Linked DNA regions of Homo sapiens: region 1 is linked to region 2. A link is a loop called in an ENCODE intact Hi-C map of the cell type or tissue named here. Cell type or tissue: ovary. All regions are shown on one strand. Links, peaks and the distances in the headings refer to the core of each region. The heading gives the core; the rest is flanking DNA. Region 1 has its middle 52 kb from the start of TNFSF15. Region 2 holds the start of LOC105376231 (a long non-coding RNA gene).

The links. Peaks named below come from ENCODE experiments on the same cell type or tissue, not always from the same donor. Only the 100,000 strongest peaks of a DNase experiment are listed, where the experiment ranks them.
Region 1: it touches region 2 in a loop (4-fold over the local background); 3 of 110 quality-filtered maps call a loop at or near these places.

What each region holds. Positions count from the first base shown.
Region 1 is chr9:114,751,703-114,757,079 of GRCh38, forward strand. No RefSeq gene overlaps it. Among named protein-coding and RNA genes, the nearest start is that of TNFSF15, 52 kb to the right of the region's middle. In ovary, for the core only: no CTCF peak of the experiment used is centred there; no DNase peak of the experiment used is centred there.
Region 2 is chr9:114,692,353-114,697,729 of GRCh38, forward strand. It overlaps LOC105376231 (a long non-coding RNA gene), which reads left to right and starts at 3,498. Exons shown (of 2, transcript XR_007061745.1): 1 at 3,498-5,377. RefSeq lists enhancers at 4,589-4,638, 4,649-4,768. In ovary, for the core only: no CTCF peak of the experiment used is centred there; no DNase peak of the experiment used is centred there.

The DNA of each region.
Region 1 (5,377 bases), core at 293-5,292, 59 kb after region 2:
AGCTGCTACCATTGTTCTCATTTCACAGATGAGAAAGCTAGGCTAAGATAGGCTAGATAACCTGTCTATTACCACATATTTGGTGGATGGCAGAGTCTGGATTTGAGTTCAGATATGTCTGCCTCTAGAATCAAAGAACTTAATACTATGGAATTTTGTATATGAGAGGAATTTGAGAAGTTTCCGGTATGCACTTTCTCAAAATTTCTTATGTTTATTCCCAAACTGCCTTTTCAAAAGCTGTACATAGTCTTTCTATCTATAATTCTGCTCTCTATATAAAATAACAATTCTGGCTTTTGATAAAAGTTATATGGTTGGCCGGGCGCGGTGGCTCACGCCTGTAATCCCAGCACTTTGGGAGGCCGAGGCGGGCGGATCACGAGGTCAGGAGATCGAGACCACGGTGAAACCCCGTCTCTACTAAAAATACAAAAAAAAAATTAGCCGGGCGCAGTGGCGGGCGCCTGTAGTCCCAGCTACTCGGGAGGCTGAGGCAGGAGAATGGCGTGAACCCAGAAGGCGGAGCTTGCAGTGAGCGGAGATCGCGCCACAGCACTCCCGCCTGGGCGACAGAACGAGACTCCGTCTCAAAAAAAAAAAAAAAAAAAAAAAAAAAGTTGTATGGTTAAGCCTTAATAAAAACTTTCCCGAAGGTACATGTATTTCTTTACTTTGACATCTCTACCATTTTGACTCTATGGTAGCCATTACTGCGGCTTATCAAATATTCCCAGATCTTTGCTTTCTGGGTATATGGTAGAATTGTACTTCTACCATCTCTGAATTTAGTATAGTTATATTATTTTCATTGCCCAAAGAAATGACCAGAGTGAGTGATGCGTGTCAAATTCCTGGGGACTCACACTGAACTTATAGTGGAAGCCAGAAATAAACTCTGGTTGTGTTAAGCCATTGAGATTTTGATTCTTTTTGTTAATGCAATGTAACCTAATTTATCCTGACAGATACAGCCTGATCTACAGTACCAATTTGCTGCTTCGTAATTCTCTAGCACAGAAGCATTGCTCTATTCAGGTTCCTTCAGAATACTTTGTATCCTCCTTCCTCTAACTCCTTTCACTGCCACCCTTCTTTCTGTCTTCTAAAATCTTATTTGCTATAGTAATAATGAAGTTATACTTCTTCCAGAAAGCCTCTCCAGACCACCCAAATCTATAAGCAAAATGTAAAAATAAAATAAAATAAAATAAAATATTTATCTACTGGGGCTTTGAATAAAGCAAGACTAAATTTAAATCCGCAGGTTGCCTGTTCACTCTGATGGTGGTTTCTTTAGCTGTGCAGAAGCTTTTTAGTTTAATTAGATCCCATTTGTCAATTTTGGCTTTTGTTGCCATTGCTTTTGGTGTTTTAGTCATGAAGTCCTTGCCTGTGACTATGGCCTGAATGGTATTGCCTAGGTTTTCTTCTAGGGTTTTTAGGCACATGGATGAAGCTGGAAGCCATCATTCTGAGCAAACTATCGCAAGGACAGAAAACCAAACACTGCATGTTCTCACTCAGGTGGGAACTGAACAATGAGAACACTTGGACACAGGGTGGGGAACATCACACACTGGGGCCTGTCCTGGGGTGGGGGGAGGGGGGAGGGATAGCATTAGGAGAAATACCTAATGTAAATGACAAGTTAATGGCCGCAGCACTCCAACATGGCACATGTATACATATGTAACAAACCTGCACATTGTGCACATGTACCCTAGAACTTAAAGTATAATAAAAAAATCTGTTTTCTGACACTAGGGGATTGACTTTGTGCAGGTAATTTGATGTTTTTGAAGCCTGTTGTATTCATTAAAGAATGTTTGCTACAGTAAGAGATAAACTTTTGGTGGCTTATTACAATAGAATTTTTTTCTCTTCTTCTAAGGTCACTAATCACGATCATAATAGAATTTTATTTCTCACTCACCTAAACTCCAACAGCAGGGGCCAGGGGCACTCTGCTCCATGCAGTGATTCAGGGAATCCGACTGAAAGAGCCTCTGTCATCTTCAGCATGTGGCTTCCAGGGTTCTCTGGGGTATGACATAGAGAAGAAGGGAGAGTAAAGGATTATACAGAGGTTTTTTTAGTTGTTTTTTATTTTTGTGATGGAGTCTTGCTCTGTCACCCAGGCTGGAGTGCAGTAGAGCTATCTCAGCTCACTGCAACCTCCGCCTCCAGGGTTCAAGTAATTCTCCTGCCTCAGCCTCCCTAGTAGCTGGGATTGCAGGTGCGTGCCACCATGCCTGGCTAATTTTTGTATTTTTAGTAGAGATGGGGTTTCACCATATTGGCCAGGCTGGTCTTGAACTCCTGATCTCCAGTGACCCACCAGGCTTGGCCTCCCAGAGTGCTGGGATTACAGGTGTAAGTCACCATGCCTGGCCTATACAGAGTTTTTAATGGGCCAGGTCTGGAAGTAGCACCTGTAACTTCTATTGGGCAGGACTAACTGCCAGGAAGTCTGGGAAATGTAGTCTACATGTATGAACAGTAAAAAGAGAACATGAGTTTGTTGAAAGCTTGCTAGTCATTGTTGTATGGAGTTTCTTCTCCCACTGTGTACAAAATGTAGGGACTAAATTCCATCTCATGATTTATTATGAGAATTGAATGAGATGCCATATAGAAAACACTCATACAGTGCCTAGCATATAGTAGGTGCCTGAAAATGTTTTGTTTCCCTACCTTTTGAATTTGTGCCTTTAATTTGGGCATTATATGCAAAATGGCCTCAGTTTATAATGTGACTTTATCACTGAGCTTTCCACTGAGCAAGATCTGATGATGGATGTAGTGCAGGTGTTTAATACAAATCTGGTGGTTGATTGCATTTGCTGAGATGGGGAGAAGGTTGAAACCTGCAGGCTCCAAAAGTCCAGAAGCAACAGACATCAGATAGCATATACTAGGCTCAGCTCTGAGCAGGGAGAAGTGGTTTATTCTAGGCAGAATAATTATGGTGATATGTTACTTCCCTTTTGCAAGATTGCTTGAAGAAGAAAGAGCAGTGGGCCCTGCTGTGACACCAAGACCACAGCAGCTGAGGAGCTATGGGTGTGTGAGGTGAGGCCAGAGAGTAGGTGGGGACAATTCTGCCATAAGAGGAAATGCTACCTTTTGTCAGATTTGACCTCCCTCCATACAGGAACCATTTTAACCACGGGTGAAGGGCTGGCAATTTGTGCGGTGAGGATAAAGGAAGTCCAGGCTCCAACTCTGATGGGGAATTTGAGATGAACAGAAATGACTATGGGTGATATCGCTTGGATTTTCTTCCTTTGTTCTCCTAAACAGGAATTTGGAGCTTCCAGGGTGATATTATTGATGATCAGACCCATGTTGGTTTTGGGAATTTGGCCTCCTGGTGTTCCCTTGTTTTTAGGAGATGTATAGTCAGGAGGAGTCCTCTCCTAGCTCTACTTCTTGACTTTATGACTCTTCACCTCACAGACTGTTAGTGTCTCCATTTAAGTGATGGGAGGAGTGCTATCTATTTCACAAGGCTTGTTGCAAGCAGCATGTAAATAACATATGATATTAAATGCACCACTGTCCTATCTCCTGAACCAGACTTGATTTTCCCCTAGGGTCATTTAGCTTTGAGAGCAGCACGACGATGCACTCAATTACTCAGGCCAGAAATCTGGACATCATACTTGCATTTTCTTCTTTCAACTCCTACATTCTATCAATTGCCAACGGCTGCTGTAAATAGCTCCTTAAGATCTCTGGCCCTCATTCGCCTCTCCATCCCTCTGCCCACACTTTAGTCCAGGCCACTGTTACCTCTTCTCTGGATGACAGCAACAGCCTCCAACAGGCCTTCCTAACCCCAGCGTCTCTCCCGACCAATTTCTTCTCCTGAGTGTAGCCAGAATAGCCTTCCTGAACTAGAAATCCTATCAATTCTTCCCGTTTCAAGCATATGCATGACTCCCCGTGACCCTCTAGAGAAGGTCTGGAATCATTAACGTGGCCTACGGTTCACCTTGTTCCCTGGCACCCTCTACTGCTCCAATGTCCTCTCTCTCTTTGTGCCCTTCATCTTCCCCTCTCACCCCCAGTGCTCTTCTCTCAGTTGTACTCAAGCCCCTCCAGTTTCCCAAACATCCTATCCTGTCTTGTACCTCCAGTCCTTTACCTGGGCCTTCTCCTTGCTTAAAACAGGCTCTTTTTTGCTAGGCTAACTCTTATTCAGTCTTGGAGGGGTAGCTCAGTTGTTCCTTCTTGCCTTGGGACAAACTTTCCTTGGGATACCCCTTCACCTCCTTCCTTGCCTGTAATCATCTGGTTCTTTGTCTGTTTCCCATACTAGGCACAAGCTCCTTAAAGCTAGTACTATCCATAGATCTAGGGCACATAAGGTCTTTAGCTTATAATTGTTGGATTTAATTGAAGTGATTTAACCATATAGAGTCCCTTTTCTGAAAGGCTTCCCAGCCAAAACAAGGTCAGTAACTATGATTATTAACTTCGCAAACACTAACACTATGCTAGGTACCTGCTCTCTCTTTCTGAATCAAACAGATTGGTCTCAAACAGCCTGTTTTCATGTCACTGGAGGCTACCAGGTAGTACTGGGATTGTAGCAGAGATAGCACCCTATTGCTACTAAATTCTTCTAAGTCTCGTTCAAAGAAGGTCTAGTTCTATGTGAATGACTTCCACGGGTCCCCAGGATCCAGAGGCTGAACAAGGTTGTTGGTCTTATCAGAAGGGAAGAAGAGGGCCACAGGAGTCAGCAGGGGGAATTTTTGGAGGGGACACTGTGTTTGTGGACTGTCAACTCTCCTTTCTCTTCCTCTCCTCTGAGGAGGGTGTTTGACTTGTCCTTCTCCTTCCTAAAAAATTGCCAAAGTCGAACTCCTGTTCCCTCACCCTCTTCAACACATTGAATTGGGCCAATTATCTCACTTCTGAAGCCTTTTGAATCCGATGACCTGGGGAGAACCAGAGACCCTGAAGCTGGTGGTGCTGGTTGTGGGAAAGGGTAGGTGAGAGCAGGTGGAAATGAGAGAGGAAGTGTGGGCAGGCTGGGCTCTCAGGGAACTGATAGGGAGTCTCCCGTAGGTACAGTGGGCCCCAGGAAGGTGTCTGGGCTTAAACTTTCTTGCTGGTTCCTCTAAGTGGACCACCAACTGGAAGAAGGGGCTTTTGCAGGCAGAGGCTATATGATGGACCACCCATGGAGGGGAGGGTTGAGAGAAGAGGAAGAGGTCAAGCCTCAGCTGGATCTGCCACACCAGGGGACTGGGTAGAGGGCAATCCCCAGAGAGCCCTTCAGAGAACCATAAACTGCCTCTACAAAAGGACCTGCATCTAAGCACCAGGCCCTAGAGTGAAACAGCCAGTCCCTTCAAGAGGG
Region 2 (5,377 bases), core at 278-5,277:
GTGAAATCAACATTCTCAGAAACCAATAAAATAAGACAAATCTTCTGGCTTTGGCAGGGATGTGGGAAACTTACAGGAAAAATTATGGGTTTGCCAATGAAAATCATCTAGACACTGTGGGTTAAGGAATCTGTGGGACCACCTTGCCCAAATATATGCAGGAATCATTTTATTGATTGATTGATTGATTGATTTTTGAGCCTGAGTCTCCTGTCGCCCAGACTGAAGCTCAGTGATGTTATCTTGGCTCACTGCAACCTCCACCCTTGGGGTTCAAGTGATTCTACTGCCTCAGCCTCCTGAGTAGCTGGGATTACAGGTGCCTGCCACCACGTCTGGCTACTTTTTGTATTTTTAGTAGAGACAGGGTTTCACCATGTTGTTCAGGCTGGTCTCAAACTCCTGACCTCAAGAGATCCGCCCGTTCGGCCTCCCAAACTGCTGGGATTACAGGCGTTAGCCACTGTGCCTGACTGGCAGAAATCATTTTAAGGAAAGTAAGCATAATAGTAACATTTGTGACATTAACTATGTGTAAGACACTGTGCCAAGTGCTTTGCTGTGGAGACAACTATCTAAGATGAAATCCCAGCTCACCGTATGTTAGCTGTGTGACCTTAGATGACTTATGTGGCTTCTCTGAGCTTCAGTGTCCATGCCTGTAAGTGGCATGGTAATGCCTAATGGCTTTTTGAGGATGCATTGAAACATTGAACTCAAAGTTTTAAGCACAGAGTAAACACTCAATACCTAATGTTGCTGTTTTGTTGTTATAATTCATGCATTTCTTACAAAATTCAGGACAGTCGTGAATTTTGTGGCAGATAGAGCATTCTGAGGGCCCTGGGCTTCAGTGCTATTTTGAATTTTTTTTTTCCTCAAGGGGAGAGATAAGTACACTTGAGGTTTAGAGTAAAAGTAAGAGGATTCTTGAGTTGTAAATTACGTAAGTCTGATTTATCAAATATAAAGTGGGAAGTTTCTTTCATTGCAGAACTATAAAGATTTATAGGACTTTTAGAAAGCTGTAATTACACTCTGAGTAAAGGTTTCTTTCCTCTTTATAAAGTACACATATGGGCTATGTAATTTGATGATGGTAAATTAAAATGTAGTTTTCTCTATTCCTACTCCAAACAGGACCATATAAATGTTGCCTGGCTGGATTTTGACTATCAGACCACTCCCTTTCCATATCTTTTTGGGTCTCTGCTTCCTTAGATGGAGTCCCAGGCAGGAGTTGAGCAACATAATTGGATCTTTGTTCTCTGACCTCTACTGGGTGCTTGAGGGTTATAGCTAGAGGCCTTAATGGACTAGATGCCTGCACCAGACAGCTGCTTCTATGTAACTTGAAAAGCAGCAAGAGCGAGCCCAGGCAGATCTTTTTCCAACACAAGTTTCTGCTAGGTGTTGGCCTTTTTGTTCACTAAATAGCTTCAGACTGAAGGGGCAATGTCACCTAGGTGTGTAAATAGGTTCATCTTTGCTAGCATCTGATGGAAGGCCAACCCCTTCAAAATCTTCACTTTGATTTCTAGCAAGGAAAGAGCCAGGAGGAGCTTAAGAGCCCATGCGGACTAACTCTCCCTTGCTCCCACTGTATAGATAGGAACACTGAGGTCCCCGAGAAGGAAACATTTTGCCCACGGTCACAAGTTGAGTCCCTGGTTGAGCTGCGATATGGACCTACGTCTGTTTGATCCCAAACCTGTCTGCACTTGCAGCAAGACTTCTAATTGTTTCCCAGTTTCCTTTCACCACTTCTCCCTTAATAATAGAACTTGCAATTTGTGGCTGGAAATGTAACTGTCTGGAATAAAGACCATTATTTTCCAATCTTCTCTGCAGTGGAGGCAGCTGTGAGACTGAGTTCTTGCCAATGACAAATAACTGATAGCATCCTATGTGACTTCTGGAAACATTCTTTTGTCCTTCCTCCTTCCTGCTAGCTGGAATGTAGAGGTGATTTATTGCCACAATAATGCTTAGTAATAAATACAAAACCTCAGTGGCTTATGGCAATGCCTGTTTCTTGCTCTTGTGCCCGGGATGGCCGGCCAGTTCTGCTGAAATTGGTTGGGGTTGGTCATACATCAGGGCAGTTGGCTGGCTACTGGATGGTCTATAATGGGCATGGCTGGGACAACTGGGTGACTTGACCCTGGTTCATGTCTCTCATCTTCCAGCAGGCTGGCTTATGCCCATGGAAGAGGCTACAAGGGATAAATAGGAACATGCTAGTAATTTTTCTTGCCTCTGCTTGTGCCATGTTCTCTGATTTTCTGCTGGCTAAAACAAGAAACATGGCTAGGGCCCAGAGACAGAGTAGGAGGACACCTCACTTTTATATCTATGTCATGGGTGTAGGGTAGAAGGAAAGCTGGGGCCTTAATGGATCCAATCTATTGTTGATGGATGACTGAATGAATGGAGGGATGGATGGAAAGGCAGCGAAAAAAGGCAGACAGGGGAGGAAGTTCTCTTGACCGTGTCCAATACAGGGGGAAAGTAAGCACTAGAGAGCAGTTTCCCATGGCTCTACGGTTCTCTGAGACCCTCCTGGCTTGGAGACTGCGCATGGCACACGGGGGTGCTTGGAGCTTGTGGGGTGTTTATTTCATGACTTGCTTCTCTGTTGGGGAACCTTTGCTTCTGAGTGAGTCATTGCGAAAGGCTTCTTAAGCTTCACTTTCAGGTTGGGAAGAGTCTATTTTGGAGATGAGAAGCCTTTTCAGAGGTCCTGAGCTTATAACATGAAAACAGTTGTGCTGTGGCCTGAGAACTGAACTGAGAAGCAAGGGACATGTGTTTCAGTCCCACCTCTGCCAACTCAGGAAAAAAACAAAAGCAAACCAAGAACAAAACACATCAGAAGTAGGAATCTCTCTTGGGCAATTTCTAAGTACTATAGAACTTGTCAGCAAGAGAGAAGGCCAAGGAAAAAGTTTTGTTGTTGTTGTTGTTTGTTTTTTTTTTGAGACTAAGTCTTGCTCTGTCACCCAGTCTGGAGTGCAGTGGCATGAACTTGGCTCACTGCAACCTCTGCCTCCCAGGCTCAAGGCATCCTCCTGCCTCAGCCTCCTGAGTAGCTGGGATTATAGGCACCCACCACCATGCCTGGCTAATTTTTTTTTTTTTTGTATTTTTAATAGAGACAGGGTTTTACCATGTTGATCAGGCTGGTCTTGAACTCCTGACCTCAAGTGATCCACCCACCTCAGCCTCCCAAAGTGCTGGGATTACAGGTGTTAGCCACTGTGCTCAGCCAGAAAAAGTTTTAAGAATTCATTTTTTTTTTTTTTTTTTTTTTTTTTTGAGACAGAGTCTCGCTCTGTTGCCCAGGCTCTGGAGTGCAGTGGCATGATCCCGGCTTACTGCATTTTAACCCAGGCTTCATGGTTCTTTGAGCTTCTGATAATATATTTTTTAAATAAGATACAAATTTTAAAGGAGATAAAACTAAGGTTGATAATTGAGTTTTCCTTTTTTTTTTTTTTTCAATTCAAGAGCAGGTACTGTTTATTAACTGACCAGATTAGAAAAATAATCATGGTAGACATCTTCATTTATTCTTCTAAGAAGGCTGTTGATCTGGTCCCCCCTGTTGTCAGCATTTCCACCTTCTACAAAATGGGTGGTCTTTTTCTTCATTCCACCTTCTGGAGAGGATGGTTTGGAGGGCCACAGGAAGTTACTTGCTTGTTTGAAGCATTTTCCAACAGTATAGATCTCATGAATCAGATCTTCCGTGCAGATGATACCATATTTACCAAGAGATTGAGCAATCAAAGTGTTACCTGTCAAAGCAATTCGCTTCTTATTGATTTTGCCATAACCACACTTACAGATTAGTTCATTTACTGACTTCAGATTTGGCTACCCACATGCAATATATGGTTCTACAATCCTCAGCATGTTAATTGAAGATGTGTTGAGCTTCACAAAGGTTCCATTGAAGATTTTATTTATTTATTTATTTAGAGATGGAGTCTCGCTCTGTCACCCAGGCTGGAGTGCAGTGGTGCAATCTCGGCTCACTGCAAGCTCCACTTCCCGGGTTCACGCCATTCTCCTGCCTCAGCCTCCTGAGTAGTTGGGATTACAGGCGTGTACCACCACACCTGGCTAAATTTGGGATTTTTAGTAGAGACAGTGTTTCGCCGTGTTGGTGAGGCTGGTCTCGAACTCCTGACCTCAGATGATCCACCCACGTCGGCCTCCCAAAGTGTTGGGATTATAGGTGTGAGCCACTGTGCCTGGCAGGGTCTACATTTTTATCAGTTCTGGAAGAGCCAGGATTTTGCCTTTATTAGGTTTGCCATTTCACCCGGTAGAAGGTGGAGAACTAAATCCCAGGAGCTTTGGGGGTCCCTTCCTGCTCTGACTTTGGGTGGTTTTGCAAGGTTCACTCCCAGAGAAAGGGAAAGGTCCCATTATCACATGGTGGTGTGAATCGGAATAAGACAACAGCAAAAAACAACTCCCACCATCCCCCAACTTTTACTATCTCTGGGGCCTCTTCTGAATCTCTCTGCAGAGAGAGATCAGGGATGCCCCGAAATTGAGATTGTGGTCGAGGACTGAGACCAAGTTATTCACAACATGGTTATATAATGGATGCTCAGTCATATCAGGACTCAGAAGATGTGAAGGGCCCCGCCCTGCAAGCTGTTTGAAGGTCATGATGGCTTCGCAGTGATGGGAAACAAGGCCAGTGTCTCTGTTTGTGGGTTCCCTGCACCAAGGGTATAATTCACTGGGGCTCTTCCCACCATGGCCTGGCCATGTCTCCACCCACCCACCCACCACCTGACTCCTGGAGAATGGGGGGGAAACTTTTATACTTAATTTTTTTTTGTCTTCTCCTCTTTTTCTGTGTTTTCTTCAAATTTGTTATAAGGGGGCAGCTTGGCAGAGGAAATGTGGTAGTGGCCTGAGGCCTTGGGGCTGAAAGAGCCCGGGGTCTGAAATCATCAGAATTGTCTCCAGATGAATTGAAACTGAGATGGAAAGCAGCATATGACTCATCGTGGGTAAGAAGCCACAGTCTTTTTTGTATGATTGTAACCCCCGGCCAAGTGAAAGCAGAATGACCCCTGTCTCTTCTTTGGGGTCACACAGCTACTCAGGAGGGTGAGAGAAAATGATGTCTATGAAGCACCTGCTATGGGATAGGCATTCTATCTAAACCTGTCCCATTTAAACCTGACAATGCACAGTGAGGGAGGTGTGAGTACCACCCCTGTTTTGTAGATGTGGCTCAAGGAAGGTAAAGAACACATCTTAGGGGAGAGGTTTCTGGTAGTCACTCTCCCTAGACCAGAGAGAATAAGTAATCCCTTGGTACCCTCCATTTTTCAGCCCCTCTGCCTTA